Regions from separate parts of the Homo sapiens genome. Here region 2 is linked to region 1. Evidence: chromatin loops called from intact Hi-C (ENCODE). Cell type or tissue: right lobe of liver. All regions are shown on one strand. Each heading gives the region's core, and the rest is flanking DNA. Links, peaks and the distances in the headings are about the cores only.

The links. Hi-C counts contacts between places; a loop is a spot of excess contacts. Peaks named below come from ENCODE experiments on the same cell type or tissue, not always from the same donor. Only the 100,000 strongest peaks of a DNase experiment are listed, where the experiment ranks them.
Region 2: it touches region 1 in a loop (3-fold over the local background); 104 of 110 quality-filtered maps call a loop at or near these places.

What each region holds. Positions count from the first base shown.
Region 1 is chr11:76,214,304-76,222,632 of GRCh38, forward strand. It overlaps LINC02761 (long intergenic non-protein coding RNA 2761), which reads right to left and starts at 1,787. Exons shown (of 3, transcript XR_007062785.1): 1 at 1,684-1,787; 2 at 922-989. In right lobe of liver, for the core only: no CTCF peak of the experiment used is centred there; no DNase peak of the experiment used is centred there.
Region 2 is chr11:76,308,896-76,317,224 of GRCh38, forward strand. The region is part of intron 4 of LOC105369395 (a long non-coding RNA gene); the gene reads left to right. Among named protein-coding and RNA genes, the nearest start is that of THAP12, 68 kb to the right of the region's middle. RefSeq lists an enhancer at 5,151-5,700 and a silencer at 5,852-6,030. In right lobe of liver, for the core only: no CTCF peak of the experiment used is centred there; no DNase peak of the experiment used is centred there.

The DNA of each region.
Region 1 (8,329 bases), core at 175-8,174:
GTACAGTCTCTGTGGCATCATCCACAAGCACACGCCTCTCCCTCCCATGTCTGCGGGTTGGCTGGGGGCAGCTGGCATGGGCTGGACTCATGGGTCCCAGGCTCCTGGTTGGGTTTGGACCTGCTCCATAGATGACTCTTTCTAGCCTGGAACCAGCACTCCCTGGGCCATGCTCTTCTCACCACCAAACCAGCCTGTGCCATAGGACGAGCCATGAATGTGAATGAAGGAAGACCACAGGTACTCTCCCTCTCCCGACCCCAGGCCACCTGGCAGATGCTGGCTTCCCAGAACCATTTTTGTTTTGTTTTGTTTTGTTTTGAGACAGAGTTTCGCTCTTGTTGCCCAGGCTGGAGTGCAATGGTGCAGTCTCAGCTCACTGCAACCTCCACCTTTTGGGTTCAAGCGATTCTCATGCTTCAGCCTTCCAAGTAGCTGGGACTACAGGTGCCCACCACCACACCCGGCTAATTTTTGTATTTTTAGTAGAGACAGGGGTTTCACCATGTTGGCCAGGCTGGTCTCAAACTCCTGACCTCAGGTGATCCACCCACCTTGACCTCTCAAAGTGCTGGGATTACAGGCATGAGGCACTGCACCGGCCAGAACCATTTTTTGAGATCCCTCATCCTGGTCCTGGACACATCTCGAGGGAGGGCAGGGCAGGGCAGAGGCCGTCATCACCATTTCCCATTTCTCATTGGTTACAATGAGACTAAAGCGTACTGCTTCCACCACCAGGGTGCTTTTAGAAAGGCCTTTCTGAGAAGACACATGAACAGGGGGTCTGAGCAGAGGAACCCAGCCCAGCTGTTTCTGGCATGCCCTGTGAGGCCAGATCTTCCAGGCAAGGGTGGGGTAAGGGGACAAAATAGCAGCAGGCCTGTCATCAGAGCACCTGGGCCTGGCTGTCAGACTCACCTCCTCCACTTACCCACCGAGGGACTCCGGGGAAGTCACTCAGCCTCTGGGATCCTTAGTTTCATCATCTGCAAAACAGAAAGCCACGAAACCACTCCTTCTCGATGTTATTGAGAAATAATGTTGTAAGAAGTCATATTGGTTGAACAAGCACCTACTGTGTGCTAGGCAGTTTCTGTGCCTATGCCTGAGACAGGCATTGCTCTGCAGATAAGCACACTGGGCCAGGTCTGTCAGGTAATTCATACAAGATCTCTCTGTCAGTGAGTGGGCCTGGCTGCAAACCCCGGGTCTGTGGGTTTCTGGAACCTCTGCCCACTGCCCAGGGTAGGGTATGTCTTCCTCCTCCCCTTCAGTTACCTCAGGGGAGGTATTGTTATTTTACAGGGCTCAGGGAGCAGGCCTGGGGGCACCACGGAGAGATGGGAGGTGTCTTTCCTGGGTGCACATAACAAAATGCCACCCGTCATGTCTACTGAGGGCGTCACATCTGAAAGCCTGCTTTCAACTCTCAGTTGTTTAATCATGGTGGTGGCTGCTCAGGAGACAATGTGTGTGTTTCTCAGGCCTCTTTCAGCTCCAGGAGAGAAGAAACCCAACCCCAACCAGCTTCAACACCAGAGAAACTGGTTCCTGCAGGAGAAACTGGGGTGGCTGGTGGCCCTACTGCACTCAGGAGGGCTCAGGGCTGGTGCTGGTCCCCTGGAGATGCTGTGCTGTCTCAAACTCACTTCTCCTTCTTCCTCCTCTCTTTGAACTCACCCGGGCCTCATTTCTCCCCATTGGGATGCAGCCACCAACAGCCCCAGTTAGAAATTCCAGTCAAATGAGACCTCTGTCTCCTTGGGCCTCTGAATCAGTCCCAGGGAAGGCGGCTGATTGGCCTTGTTTGAGTCACGCACTCTCCCTCTGATGGACATCTGTTATTGCCACGGGAAACTGGCTCTGGGCATGGCTGGGTGCAGTGCCTGTCACCAGAAGAGGAGGCATAGGAAGCAGTGGGCCACAGGGGCATTTGTGTCAGGATGGCAGTTTCTTTTATGGTTGGGCCTCTGCTTCTCTGATATGTGTACAAATCAGCGTCTCTGCACCTGGGAGAAGAGAGGCGGCATTGTCTGAGTTTCACCCCATCACACGCACACACAGGGCCAGAGACCTACCATGCTCAGTGCCCCGACTGTACACATAGAGAAACTGACGCCGAGAGAGGGGTCGCACATCACTCGGTTAGTGGTGCAGGAGACAGATATCAGGTCTCCTGACATCCAGGCATAAGCCATGCAGTTATTTGTCACTGGTTCTGAAGCCTTTCTGAGCAGGCCAGTGAGGCAGCTTTTTAGTAGCACCAATTCCTCCCATCCCAGAACATAAAGACTCTTTGGAATGTGACTCCATGCAAAAGCGAAGGCTCTGTCCCCACCCCTCCATCTGGGCTGACCTCATGGCTTGCTTGACTAGTAGATGTAGCCTGTGTTCTGCTGCCCAGGACTCGGGGCCTTGCAGCTTCTGCCTTCACCCTGTTGGGGCCCAGCCCAGCTGCAAGGTCAGAAGCCCAGGCTGGGGCAGAGAGAGGCCTTGCTGTATCGGCTGGCCCATCAGTCAAATGCAGCCACGCGAGCGAGCCCAACAAGGTCAGCAGAGCTGCTGGGTCAGCCCACAGAAGCACGAGAGTCAATTATGGCTTTAAACTACTAAATCTTGACATGGTTTGTTATGTAGCAATAGAGACAAGAAGCAGCCAGGCTTAAAGAGTGAAAAAGCTAAATATATACACAATTATTTGTCTAATGTCATTTCAGAATCTTAGAATCTTACCGTTGGGCCACCCCCTCTCATAACCCCAAGGTGCTGGCCACCAGAGGCCCTGTAATGTCTCCACTGATCTGGGGCAGCATGTGGCCAGTGATAGCTCTGTCATGTGCTGCTATGTCCCCAGTACTGCACCAGGGCTGGACAAACAGTAATTGCTCCAAAGTTGCCAGGGATTGGAGCTCACTCCCTCCAGGATGGTGTCTTCCATTATGAATGGCTCTGTCTTGGAGAAGATCCTCCTCCGTCTAGAGCAGAGACCTCTGATTCCCCCAGGGGTCCTGGCTGTCTTCCTGGGGTCCCCTCTTATATAGGATAGCCTTAGGCACATCACGATGGTCCCTAGCATTACAAAGCAGCACAACCTCACTTAATAACAAGTATTTTTATGTACATGGTGTCCCCGGACACAGATATAACCCTAAGGGAAGTGCTTCCACCTGGCCCTAAAACAAGCATGGGCTCTGGATCACACAGTTTGGGGTTGCAACTCGAAAGCAACTTCTGTTTGGCCTTGGAAGAGACACTTCATGTCTCTGAGCCTCAGTTTTCTCACCTGAAAAATAGGAGGAGTGAAATTTATTGCCTGGGTTGCTGTGGGGCTTAAAGGAGAGATGATGTATGTAAAATGCTCAGCACGTAATCGGTCCTTGATAAAGGTTAGTTCCTTTTCTGCCAGGTACGTAAACAGTTCCAGATGGAGAGCTCATCTGTACTTAGCATTCATGTCTATATAAATAATGTGCAGGTGGGAGAGGAATTGTCAGGTGGCCGGGGAAGGGGGAGGGCGTTCCCAGCAGGGGAACAGTGTAAGCAAAGACAAGAAGAAGTTTGCTTTCAGAGAAGGGTAAGTGGGTGGTTCGGTGCTGCTGGCATGAAGAGCAACAGGAGGGAGAATAACGGGAGAGGAAGCCAGGCCCATGCCACGGAGGGCCTTCAGTGCTGGGCTAGGGAGCTTGGGCTTTGCCAAGAGAGACATGGAGGAGGTCTGAAGAGGGAAGGGGTAAGGTCAGGTTTGGGATTCAAGTCTGGGGCAGGTCTGGGGTTGGATGGGGAGGTGAGGGGAGATGGAGCTCCTGGAAGCCTATGAGGGGAAAGTGGGGTAGCAGCAGGAATGACTTGGGCTAGTGGAGGGGAGGGACAGCCTGGCCACTAATGCAGCAGCTGAGCCACCTGCATGGACACATCTGTTGTGGGAAGCAGGGCCCTTAGTCCTCTGGTCTAGCACCTCTGCTCTGCATCTTCAGTGCCAAGCCCTGTTGGGAAGAGCACTTTTTCTGTCCTTTTCAATCCAGGAACAGACTGTGAGAGGGAGAAGACCTGGGCTAGATCTGTAGCCAGAAGGATGCGGGGTAGACCAGAGGGGAACTGACTTACCTGTCTGTTTGGTGGGGATTCAGAGAAGTCCCTCTCAAGGTCCGTTTGCTCATTTTATTAACCATCCCAGACCTCAAGTTGAGCTTTCCAGTTTTCTAAGCCCTGCCACAGTTATGGGCAGGCTCCTTTGAGACTTGCCACTGGCTTGAGAGGGAGGCTGGGCAGAGGTGATTAGCTCTGTTGTTAAGATGGGGAGACCTAGGCCCAGAGAGGGCAAGTGACTTACCCAAGACCACACAGCAAGTGCATAGCAGAGCTACCCTGGAACCCAGTTCTCCTGCCTCCCACTAACATCCTAGTTCCTTTCCATGGCACTGAGGGACAGGCAGGACGTTCTCACTTACCTGCTCTGGGTGAAGAGTGAGGAGAGCCAGAGAGAGGTTGACAGCCATCAGCAGACAACACTTAACCCAAACTGACAATTTAATTGTGAAAATGTGGACGAGGTATAGTTATGTGCAAGGAAATCCAGACGGTCTGGGCCCCTGGGGAGCCTCGGCCAGCACCCCAGTTGCCAGGGAAACAGGAGAGGGTTGTGGATGATGTCACTAGACTCTGAGCCGAGGCTGAGGTATGGGGGTGGGCTCTCCATCCACCTCTTTGGGGCTGTAGGCTCTCATCCTCACGTTTAACCCCTTCTCTTACAGATGGGAAAACGAGAGCTCCAGGGAGAGGTGGTGACTTGCCCAAGGTCACACAGGGAATCAGTGCCTGAGCTATCCTTGTTCAGGGCGCCATGTTGATTCACCTAGCCAGGCTGCAGGCCCTTGAGGGCAGGCTGGGTCAGAGTCACCTGAGTCCTCAAGCCCAGCACAGGGCCTTGAGAAGGGCAGATGTTCAACTCTGTGTTAAGGGCTGCTCGATCCCTTTAAAAAACAGGGAGTGTGGGAGGTGACACTGTTGACTTCCTAGCAGCCTTAGATGAGCAGGAATCCTGAGCAGTCATGCGGAGCTGTCACTGGTTCAGGGATCATTGAGCTCAGAGAGGGCAGGTCACCAGGCCAGAGTCAACCAGCAGGTTGGGGCAGTGCTGGGCTGACCCTGAGTTCAGGACTCCTAGAGGTCAACTCCCCTCTCATGCCCCACAGATATGACATCTTCTATAATCCTTACCCGGGAGGAGTCATCTCTCTCACTGCCTTTCCCCATAACCCTGGTGCAGGGGTCTGGGCCTTGAGAAGCTCCCACTGTCTGAAGCATTTTCTCAGAATCCTCAGCTTCTGACTTGAAGCTAAACATCGACCCACCCAAAGCATCAATAACAATGACAATGACCACCCTTACCACAACCCCCTACTATGCACTAGGCTCTGGGCTATCACTCTATTGCCCTTATCTCAAATATTTACAACTCTATGGGCTGGGATTTTTGTTTTCACTTTGCAGTCAGGAAAAATGAGGCTCTGGGAGGTCCCTTGCCCACCTGCACACAGCCAGAAAGTGAAAAAGCTGGGTCTTGAACCCTAGGCCACTCTGCATCCAAACACCATGACTGCCTTTTCCCCTGGCTAGCGGATCATTCCCACAATGGCCTGAATGCTTATGGGAGGGGGCAGCTGAGTTTTTGCCTGCCCAACCTCTCTTTCCCTTCTAATGGTAACAACACCCCTCCCTGCCATCTCCCCACTTTATGAGGTTCTGATGGGGCTCTCAGACACAGAGCCCAGTCCCCTGATAGAAGGCCTGGCCTTGTGGAGAATTCCATCTTCCTAGCCACATAATTGGCCCAGGAAGAGTATATGACCCAACTGAACCAAATAGAGCCATTTCCCTGGGATGCATAAATGGGTTCTGGGAGAAAGGAGTCAGCCCACCTTGGAATGCAAATTCCAAAGGCGTGATTCCCAGGGCTTCCTACCCTGTATTCTCTGCCATGTGAGGAAGACAAGGAGAATGAAGAAGAAAGAGAAGAAACAGGTAGTGGGGTGGAGGTGGGGTGCCATTTGAGTCCCTGAGCACACCCTGTCCTTCCCAATTATGGTGCCAGTGAATCCATGTTTCCGTAGGATCATCAGAATAGGGTCTCTATCTACTCTCTTGCAATTAGAGCAATCCTATCTCCACCACAATGTGCTGAGTCCTGAGCTGTTGTTACAGGGGGTACAAAATTAATAAAAGTTCCTGTCCTCCAAGACTTAACAGTCTAGGCAGGGAAGAGCGGGGTGGCAATAGCTGTGGTTCCAGTCCCTGGTCTGTCTCAGACATGCTGTGTGAACCTTCCCCTCTCTGGGCTATAGTTTCCCCATCTTTAACATGGAGGCATGTTGAAGCAGGAGCAGGAGAACACTGGGCTCAGTGTTCTGCAAGATTCTCTCCAGATCCACACAAATACCTTTAAAAAAAACTTGGTATTTGCAAACTATGCATCTGACAAAGGTCTAATATCCAGAATCTATAAGAAACTCAAACTGATCAACAAGCAAAAAACAACCCCATTTAAAAATGAGCAAAAGGCTGGTCATGGTGGCTTATGCCTGTAATCCCAGCACTTTGAGAAGCCAAGGTAGGAGGTATCACTTGAGCTGAGGAGTTTGAGGCCAGCCTGGGCAACAAACTAAGGTGGTGAGACCTCATCTCAATTTTTTAAAATTAATAATTAAAAAAATTTTAATTATTAAAGTAATATTAAGTTAAAATTATTAAATAAAAATTAAAGTTAAAAAATGAGCAAAAGACATGAACAGACACTTCTTAAAAGAATATATACATGTGGCCAAAAAGCAGTGAAAAATGTTCAACATCACTAATCATTAGAGAAATGCAAAACAAAACCACAATAAGATACCATCCCATACCAGTCAGAATCGCTATTATTGAAAATCAAAAACAACAGATGCTGGTGAGATTGTGGAGAAAAGGGTATGTGTATACACTGCTGGTGAGAATGTAAACTAGTTCAGCCACTGTGGAAAGCAGTCTAGAGATGTCTCAAAAAACTTAAATAGAACTACCATTTGACCCAGCAATCCCATTACTGGTTACATACCCAGAGGAATATAAATTATTCTGCCATAAAGACACAGGCACATGTATGTTCATTGCAGCCCTATTCACAATAGCAAAGATATGGAATCAATCTAGATGCCCATCAACAGTGGACTGGATAAAGAAAATGTGGTACATATACATCATGGAATACTATGCAGCTATAAAAAATGAGATCATGGCCTTTCCAGCAACATGGATGGAACTGGAGGCCATAATCTTAAGTGAATTAATGCAAGAACAGGAAACTAAATACTGCACGTTCTCACTTTTAGGTGGCAGCTAGACATTGAGTACGTGTGGACACAAGGAAGAGAACAATAGACACGGGGGCCTGTCTGAAGGTGGATTGGGGGAGGAGGGTAAGGACTGAAAAACTACGTATCGGATATTATGCTGATTACCCGGATGACAAAATTATCTATATGCCAAACTCCCACAACATGCAATTTATCCATGTAACAAACCTGTACATGTACCCCCTTGAACCTATAAGTTGGAAAGGAAAAAAATATGAGATATAGCTTTTATACCACACATTCACCATGTTACAGTGTACTGTTCAGTGGTTTTTAGTATATTCACAAAGTTGCACAACCATCACTACTTTCTAATTTCAGGACATTTTCATCCATCACCCCAAGAATCAATCCAATACCCACTAGTAGTCACTCTTCATTCCACCCACCACTCCAGCCCCTAGAAACTGCTGATTCTTTTTGTCTCTATGGATTTTCCTATTCTGGACAGTTCAAGTTCATTTTCATGTTTATCTATGTTGTAGCATGTATCGTACTCCTTCATTTATTTGTATGGTTGGTTAATATTTTATTGTATGGATATATACATTTTGTTGACTCGTTCATCAGTTGAGGGACATTTGGGTTGTTTCTACTTTTTGGCGATTACAAATAATGCTTCTATGAACATTCACGTGCCAAGTGTTGGTATGAAATACATGCTTTCAGTTCTCTTGTGTATGTACCTAGGGATGGAATTGCTGGATCATATGGTAATTATATAACTTTAAGGGAACTGTCAAACTGTTCTCCATAGTGGCTGTACCTTTTTTTTTTTTTTTTTTTTTGAGATGGAGTTTCACTCTTGTTGCCCAGGCTGAAGTGCAATGGCGCAATCTTGGCTCACTGCAACTTCTGCCTCTTGGGTTAAAGTGATTCTCCTGCCTCAGCCTCCTGAGTAACTGGGATTATAGGCGCCTGCCACAATGCCCGGCTAA
Region 2 (8,329 bases), core at 86-8,085, 95 kb after region 1:
AAGGTCAGGAGATGGAGACCATCCTGGCTAACACGGTGAAACTCTGTCTCTACTAAAAATACAAAAAATTAGCCGGGCATGGTGGCATGTGCCTATAGTCCCAGCTACTCAGGAAGCTGAGGCAGGAGAATCGCTTGAACTCAGGAGGCGGAGCTTGCAGTGAGCCAAGATCGTGCCACTGCACTCCAGTCTGGGCAAGACTCCGTCTAAAAAAAAAAAAAAAATTAGGCAAAATGCTGCATGCCTGTAGTCCCAGCTACTCAGGAGGCTGAGGCAAGAGGATCACTTGAGCCCAGGAGTTTGAGGCTGCAGTGAGCCATGATCATGTCACTGCATTCCAGCCTGGGTGACAGAGCGAGACCCTTTCTTTTAAAAATGAACAAATAAAAAATAAATATAAATATAAAATTAATCCCCATTTAATGGATGGGGAAAGTGAGGGTTGGTTGGTCCAACCAAAATTTCTCCCTAATAAGCACAAAAGTGAAACCAAAGGCTTCTCCCCACTGTTATTTACTCCCCAGTTCAGAGATCATAGGATACGCGTCCTATCATTTGTGGAAATAGCTGGGAAACAGCAAAGGAATCCTGGGCTGGGAGTTGGTAAATCTGAGTGAGTCCTTTCACCTCTCTGGCTTCAATCTCCCCATCAGAGCCATGGGAGTGATAATCTCTTTCCCACTGGGCCGCTGTGCAAATTGGATGGGCTCAGGGACTTACAACACCCCTATGCGGGGCTTGGCACCCACTAGGTGCCCACAAGACAAAATAGCATCTGAATTCAGCCCCAGAAACACTAAACCAGGAGAATACTCAAGTGGCTCCTGACACACCCCAACCTCTGGAAGAAAAGGCTTCTTGGTCAGAAACCATTGCCTTCTGCATGTCGCCTGTCACCTATAAGGAGACTCCCCACATGTTGCCAGACAGGGTAGAACGCAAGTTGCCCAGTGCACTGTGAAGTGAGCATCCCAGCTTCACTACCCGAGGTGAAACCTTCCTTGTTCTGTAGCCAATGGTGCAATTATTTGTAACCCAGTGGCTGGGAGGTGGAGGGTGGCTCTGCTCCTCCTTCCCCTCTCCTCCCTCAACACCCAGGGCTCAGCAAAATCCAGGCGGAGCAGGTCAGGCAAGATTCACCCAGGGCGCTGTGGCAGAAGCAGCTGTAACCCGCTCCATCTCCAAAACACCCCCAAGTGCAGACCAGAGATGGCCTGGCTGAAACAGGGCTGAGAGGCATCCTCTACACCCTCCCTGAGGGCTGCCAGCGCCCTGGAAAAGTGGTGGCAGCTCACATCTCAAGTCAGGGACTCTCCCCCGACCTCACTCCCATTCTCCACCTTGAATTCTCTCCCTCCTGGGATCCTCCCATCAACACTTATCAGCTGGATATCACCGTGCAAGTCACTAGAGCTTTTCAAGCCTCCATGTCCTCATCTTTAAAATGGGCTAAGAAACTATCCCTCCTGCCAGGCGCGGTGGCTTACACCTGTAATCCCGGCACCTTGGGAGGCCAACACGGGTGGATCACCTGAGGTCAGGAGTCCGAGACCAGCCTGGCCAACATGTCAAAGCCCCATCTCTATTAAAAGTACAAAAATTAGCCGGGCGTGGTGGCGGATGCCTGTGATCCCAGCTATTCGGGAGGTTGAGGCACGAGAATTGCTTGAACCTGGGAGGTGGAGGTTGCAGTGAGCCAAGATCACGCCACTGCACACTCTAGCCTGGGCAATAGAGTGAGACTCTATCTCAAAAAACAAAAAAAAAAATTGTCTCTCCTCACAGAGTTGTGAGAACGACCTGCAGTGTAAGTAAAGCACCTGAGGAAGTGCTTGGCAAACAGTAACAGAGGGCTGGGGAGCTGGGGGTTTTGTTTTGTTTTGTTGTTTAGCCTGTCTAACCCACAGTCCTGGGAATGGCAGGCCCAGCTCTGCTCACTTGTCTTCCCCCTCAATCATACCACTTACATCACCTGCCGGCTCTTGGCCAGTACCCAGGCTGTGCCTCTGAAGGGCACGGGGGCCAGGGATGCTACCAGGGGCCGAATCATGAGGACAGCTCTGATTCGGGGGGGCCTGAGAGCCCCCACACTCTATACACAATGGTATGGCCCCCAGAGGCAGCATTTGCAGTGCCCCTCCATGTACCAGGTGAGGCCAAGTACCAGACCTGGCAGAGGAACCAGCCCTCGCTGCTCCTCCAATGCACCCCCACGGTGCTGGATTATTGAATTCTCTGGAGTACCCCTCAGCCTCTCCAGTGCTCAGCTGCCTCCACGGCTCCCCACGGGGAAAGCAGGTGCCAAAGGAGGAGAAGTTTGGAAGCAGAGAGATAATTATAAGGCTGATGGGTGAGCCGTATGATGACAGGAAAGCCTGTGACTCCTGTGAGCCTCAGTTTCCCCACATGCCACGCATGGGTGATGACACATGCCTCCCATGTGCGATGCTAGGCCTTCCAGGTCCCTCTTCAGAAATGAAGTGCTGGGAGTGCAGGAAGACAGCCCCCAGCTGTCAGCACTTCGGCAAAATCAGCTCTGCTGAAGAAAGCTGCCTTGGCCAAGATCACTCCCTCTTCTAGGGGCAGCTTCCACCAATGACTGACCAGCTTGCAGGGAGGGGAGACCCAGCCCCTCACCTCAAACTGGGGCAACTCTGAGTCTTGTCTCAGGTCCAGAGCTCCCGCAGGGGCCAGCTGAGGCCTTCATACGACTATCACAGCCTCCTGCTTCCTCCCCTCCCTTTAGTAGGGATGATTCCAGGGACACCCCTCATCAGCCAGCCAGGAGCTGCCTCTCAGGGAAGCCAATCTGTGATCAATGCCATGTGAGAAGTGGCAAATACTTGTCCCAGTTTGTCTCTATTTCCTGGGCATTTCTCTGCCAACATGAGCCTCCCTCATTGGGATCCAGGCTCCCTGAGGGCCAGGACCCTGCTTATTTTTGTTCATCACTGTATTTTCATGCCAGGTAGATGGTAGGCACTTAACAAATGTGGACAGAAAGAAAACAGGCAGGAAATGGAGATCTTAGGATGATTTTTTTTTTCTTTTCGAGTCGGGGTCTTGCTCTGTCGCCCAGGCTGGAGTGCAGTGGTGCGATCTCAGCTCACTGCAACCTCTGCCTCCCAGGTTAAAGTGATTCTCCTGCCTCAGCCTCCCAAATAGCTGAGATCGCAGGCGCCCACCACCACCGAGTAGCTGAGATCACAGGTGCCCACCACCACACCCGGCTAATTTTTGTATTTTTAGTAGAGATGGGGTTTCGCCATGTTTGCCAGGCTGGTCTTGAACTCCTGACCTCATGATCCACCTGCCTCGGCCTCCCAAAGTGCTGGGATTACAGGCGTGAGCAACTGCGCCCGGCCAAGGATGGTCTTAAGGGAGGAAGGAAGGCAGTCAGAAGGGACACAGGAGAACCCACTAGACTCAGGTTCAGGTGAGAATAACCCCAGGATAGTGCTGTTCAAACTGAGAGCTGATGGGAGGGAAGACACTGGCCAGCGGTGGCCGCCGTGAGGAGCGGACGGAGGGGCAAAAGGACATATTCTTCCAGGCACAGGCAAAGGCTCTGAAGCAGGAGTTTGAGGAGCTGAAAGAAGGCTGGGTGTAAAGCCCAGGGGGGTCACGAGATGAGGCCGGAGAGGTGGGCACAGCTGGACACTGCCCCATGGAACATGGCCTGAGCCTCGAGGCAATGGGAGCCTGAGAGTTTTAAGCAGAGAGAGACAGGGTTTGGTCTGCGTTTGGAAAGATCTTGTTGCCACTGTGGAGGAGGGGTGAGAGGAGACTGTCACGGTCCAGTGTGACTGTGCTTCCATGACTGTGACGATGGTGGAGACGGGAGAATTGGCAACAGCAGCTTATTTGGAGGCAGTATCCTCAGATTTTTACTGCTTGCTTGTTTGGGTGTCAAGGGTGAGTGAGAGGAGAGAGGAATCTAGGAAGATGTGTAGATTTTAAGCCCTGGATGGATCATGGGGTCATTTACTGACCTGGGGAAACCTGAGAGAGAAGCAAGTAGCGGGTAGGGTGGGGGACAGATCAAGTGTTCTAGTTGGAGAAACCTATGGGACACCCAAAGGGCAAAGTCAGGGCGTCTGTGAGATATAAGGTCTGGACCTGGGAAGAAGTGCCCAGGTTGAGGACTGAGATGTGAGGGCAGCTTGGAGGTGGATTGTGAGTCTTTGAAGGGAGGACCCCGTGGGAGTCTGCTCAGCAGTCCCACATAGCCTAGGCCTGGGACAGAGACCATGCTGGGTAAATGTTTGCTGGCTGGATAGGTGTGTGGATGGACGAATGAATGGATGGTGGGGGATGGATGGAAGAATGGGGGGATGGATGGGGGGTTGGAGGGATGTGGGGATGGATAGACGGATGGATGGATAGATGACTGATGGTGGATGGATGAACTAACAAATAGATGTGTCCTCCCCTGTACATCCATGGGTTCCCTAAGGGTAGAGACTGGGCCCTCTCTTGATGCCCACAGCGCAACCCAGGCCTGAAAAATAACCAGTGCACAGAATGCTCCTCTTGCTACCACTTTCACTGTGAGGGTGATGGAGCAAGAGTGAAGAGGAAGTGGGGAGGAACAAGGGACAGCCAGGCCCCTCACTCTACAGACAGAGAGCTGAGGCCAGAGAGAAGCGGAGCCAGGGCCCGGCTCCCAGCTGGTGCCTTTTCCATAGTGCCCAGCAGCACCTCCACCTCTCCAGGCACCTTCAGGAGTACCAGGCAACAGCTATCCCCCTGAAACAGATAAAGAAACTGAGGCCCAGAGGAAATCACCCACTTGCCCAAATTCATACCTCGAGATAGCACTAGGGATTAAAATAAACCAGTTTGGAGTTTAAGACTTGAGTCCAGATTCCCAGCTGGGGCACCAGTCACTGGGCACTCGGGGCTGTTCCAGCCCCTCCCTCCATGGGTCTCACTTTCCTCAGTAACAGAGTAATGATGGGGAGTCCAGCCCTCTGGGGTGTGGGGTGGCTGGGCTGGGTGTGGCACAGGCTTGGAAACCTGCAGAGCATTGTAGAGGCTTTTTGATCCTGTGGGTGGATTGCAGGGCTCGGCCCCCAACTCTGGCCCCCAGCAAGTCCTGGCTGATGTCAGCAGGTCTGCTGGCCAAGCTAGCTTGCTTGGGGCAGAGAGATGAGAGCTAAGATGGAGCGTTTCTGAGATGAGGCAATGCGACGGACGCAGTGTGAAGGGAATGCAATTTGACGGGCCCTTCCTCCACCCTCGGTAGGCGGGGCTCAGGCTGAGGGGACAAGCACAGGGAGGCAGCTTCAAGCTGAGCATCTGCCAGTGGCGCTTAGCCCCTCCCTCGTTACCTGTTTCTCAGGGGCAGCTGAAGGGTCCCATGGCCACAGAGCACAGACCGGGCATGTGAAACCAGAGTGGAATGGGGCTTTGCCAGCTGGTGGCAGAACTGAAGCCCAAGGCTTGCAGGCTAGGGATATTTGCACTGCTTGTTTTATTTATTCATTCATTCATTCATTCATTCATTCATTCATTCAACAACCTTTCCTTCTGGCCCTGTCATGGGAGCTGCAGACTCGGAGAGGAATCAAACAACCCCCTGCCTTCAGGAACTCCTGGTCTGGTGGGGGAACAACCACATAACTAGTTGATGACAACATGGAACTTGTGTCACAACAATTCACAAGGGCTGGGGAGCCCAGAGCAGGGCCCAATCCAGGCTCCAGTGCAAGGAAGCTTCCTGAAGGAGGCTGAGTCGTAGGAGAAGAGGGGCTCCAGGGCTACATCCCAGCAGGGCAGGGAGTACAGAGAGATGACAGGAACTCGCAGAGGGGACACCCTCCGCTAACTAATTCAGGCCCCACCCTAATCCCCAGTTGTCTTCCCGCTTCTCAGATTTGCTTCGCCTACATCTCAAAGGTGGTGGGAACAAGCATGCTCTGCCCACAGGTACCCGAGCGGAGCCTCCCCTCACATCAGCAGCTCTCTCCACACAGTGTGGTTTCCAACAGGGCCAGTGCTGAATGCCAAGAAGGGCAGGTCATCTCAGCAGCTCCCAGTCCTAAGAACTAGTTCATTTGCTCACAACAAGTATTGACTGAGTCACTACTATGTGTTAGTTATTCTTACCAGTTAGAGTCACTTTAAGAAAAAAAAAAATGAATGAATATTGCTTCCCTATGCATGAATAAGGACAGCTTAGGAAAAGGTGAGAAACTGGATTCTGAAAGACATTCAAGTGCTGATTCCACTTTTAGTGGCTTGGCAATTCAGGATCTCAGCTGGTTGATGGGGATGGTAACACCTCACGGAGCGGCTATGAGGACTCTGGTGGAGGAGGGCTTTACACCACGCAGGGGCTCAGTAAAAGTGTATCTCCTCTCATGAGCAGCACCCTCCCCACACCTCCCTGGGCAGGGAGTGGGAGTTTCAGGGATGAGGCAGGACCAGAGGCAGCAGGAGAGGCTCTGGGGCATGCTAATACTTGCCTGACTTCCCCACTCAAGCTGGGATGATGCTTTACCCTTCGTGTTCCCTGGCGTGAGTTGGCGGTACCATCCCAGGGGCCAATCTGACTTTTCCCACCAGGAAACCAGCAGGGACTCTCACTGAAGCCCACAGCTAAGGACCAGTGCCAGAGGCCCTGCTGTTCAGAACTGGGTGGTGCTTGGAAGAGTCACCCTGCCCTGAGACTGAAGACCCAGGGGAAAGGTTTACCCTCCAGAAGTGGCTGGACCCCTTGGCTGAGTCAAGGAGAAGCCCCGACCACAACCCCAAGGGACCCGTAAGAGGTAGCCTCCCAGCAAGAGGCTGACCTCACCAAGTGGTGTGATGCTGGCAGGGGTGGTAATAGGAAGGTGGGCATCAGATTGCACTGGGCATCACCACCAAGCAGACACTCTCCAGCAACTCCCCACACTGTCCTGCCCCAAACACACCCCCAAGAAGGATGGCTGCAGCTAGGCCACAGGGTAGACTAAAGGAAGTTCTTTAGCATGCTCACCCGGAAGGCAACCTGAGTGCTCCCTCCTGGGAATAAAGATGAAGCTGCAGGCTGGGCATGGTGGCTCACGCCTATAATCCCAGCACTTTGGGAGGCCGAGGCGGGTGGATCACTTGAGGTCAGGAGTTTAAGACCAGCCTGGTGAACGTGGTGAAACCCAGTCTCTACTAAAAATACAAAAATTAGTTGAGTATGATGGTGGGTGCCTGTAATCCCAGCCACCCAGAAGGCTGAGGCAGGAGAATCACTTGAACCCAGGAGGCAAAAGTTGCAGTGAGCCAAGATAGCGCCACTGCACTCCAGTCTGGTGATAGAGCAAGACTCTGTCTCAAAAGAAAAAAAAGATGGGCCAGGCGCAGTGGCTCAAGCCTGTAATCCCAGCACTTTGGGAGGCTGAGGCGGGTGGATCACGAGGTTAGGAGTTGAAGACCAGCCTGGCCAACATGGCGAAACCCCATCTCTACTAAAAATACAAAAATTAGCCAGGCGTGGTGGCAGGTGCCTGTAATCACAGTTGCTTGGGAGGCTGAGGCGGAGAACTGCTTGAACCTGGGAGGCGGAGATTGCAGTGAGCCGAGATCGCACCACTGCACTCCAGTCTGGGCGACAGAGCGAGACTCTGTTTCAAAAAAAAAAAAAAAAGAAGAAGAAGCTGCAGCTGCCCAGCCAAAGAGGCTGCACCAAATGACCACCAAAGGGCTCCCTAAAGGATCTGAACACTTGCCTTGGAAGAACAGGAGGGAGTGTGCTTTGTGCCGTAACCAAGTCAGACTTTTCAGGAGTTCTTGGTTCTGGGCCTGTGTTCGTTGTGGGATGTGGGCAGGCCCAACCCTTTCTGAGCCTGAGACACCAAGGGCCCTTCTACCTTTGACTTCTATGTAGCATCAAAACTGGGCACCCAAATACAGAGGCCCCTTGGGGGACTTCAGGCTAAAATTTCCCTTATTGATGCCTAGAGAGGAACAGGGATAAGATCAAGGTCATGCAGCAAGTTGAGGACACTCCCATCATTGGTACAGTGACCTAGAATCCTGAGTCCACTCTGCTGGCCTCTGCGTTTGCCCTTCCATGCTCCTGGGTTTTTCTGCAACAAATATTTGCAGTTTGTTACCATGGTTTTTTGTTTTGTTTTGTTTTTTTCTGAGGCAGAGTTACTCTGTCACCCAAGGTGGAGTGTAGTGGTGCAATCTTGGCTCACTGCAGCCTCGACCCGCCAGGCTCAAGCAATCCTCCCACCTCAGTAGCTGGGACTACAGGTGCATGCCACTGCTCCCAGGTAAATTTTGCATTTTTAGTAGAGATGGGGTTTTGCCATGTTGGCCAGGCTGGTCTCCAACTCCTGGG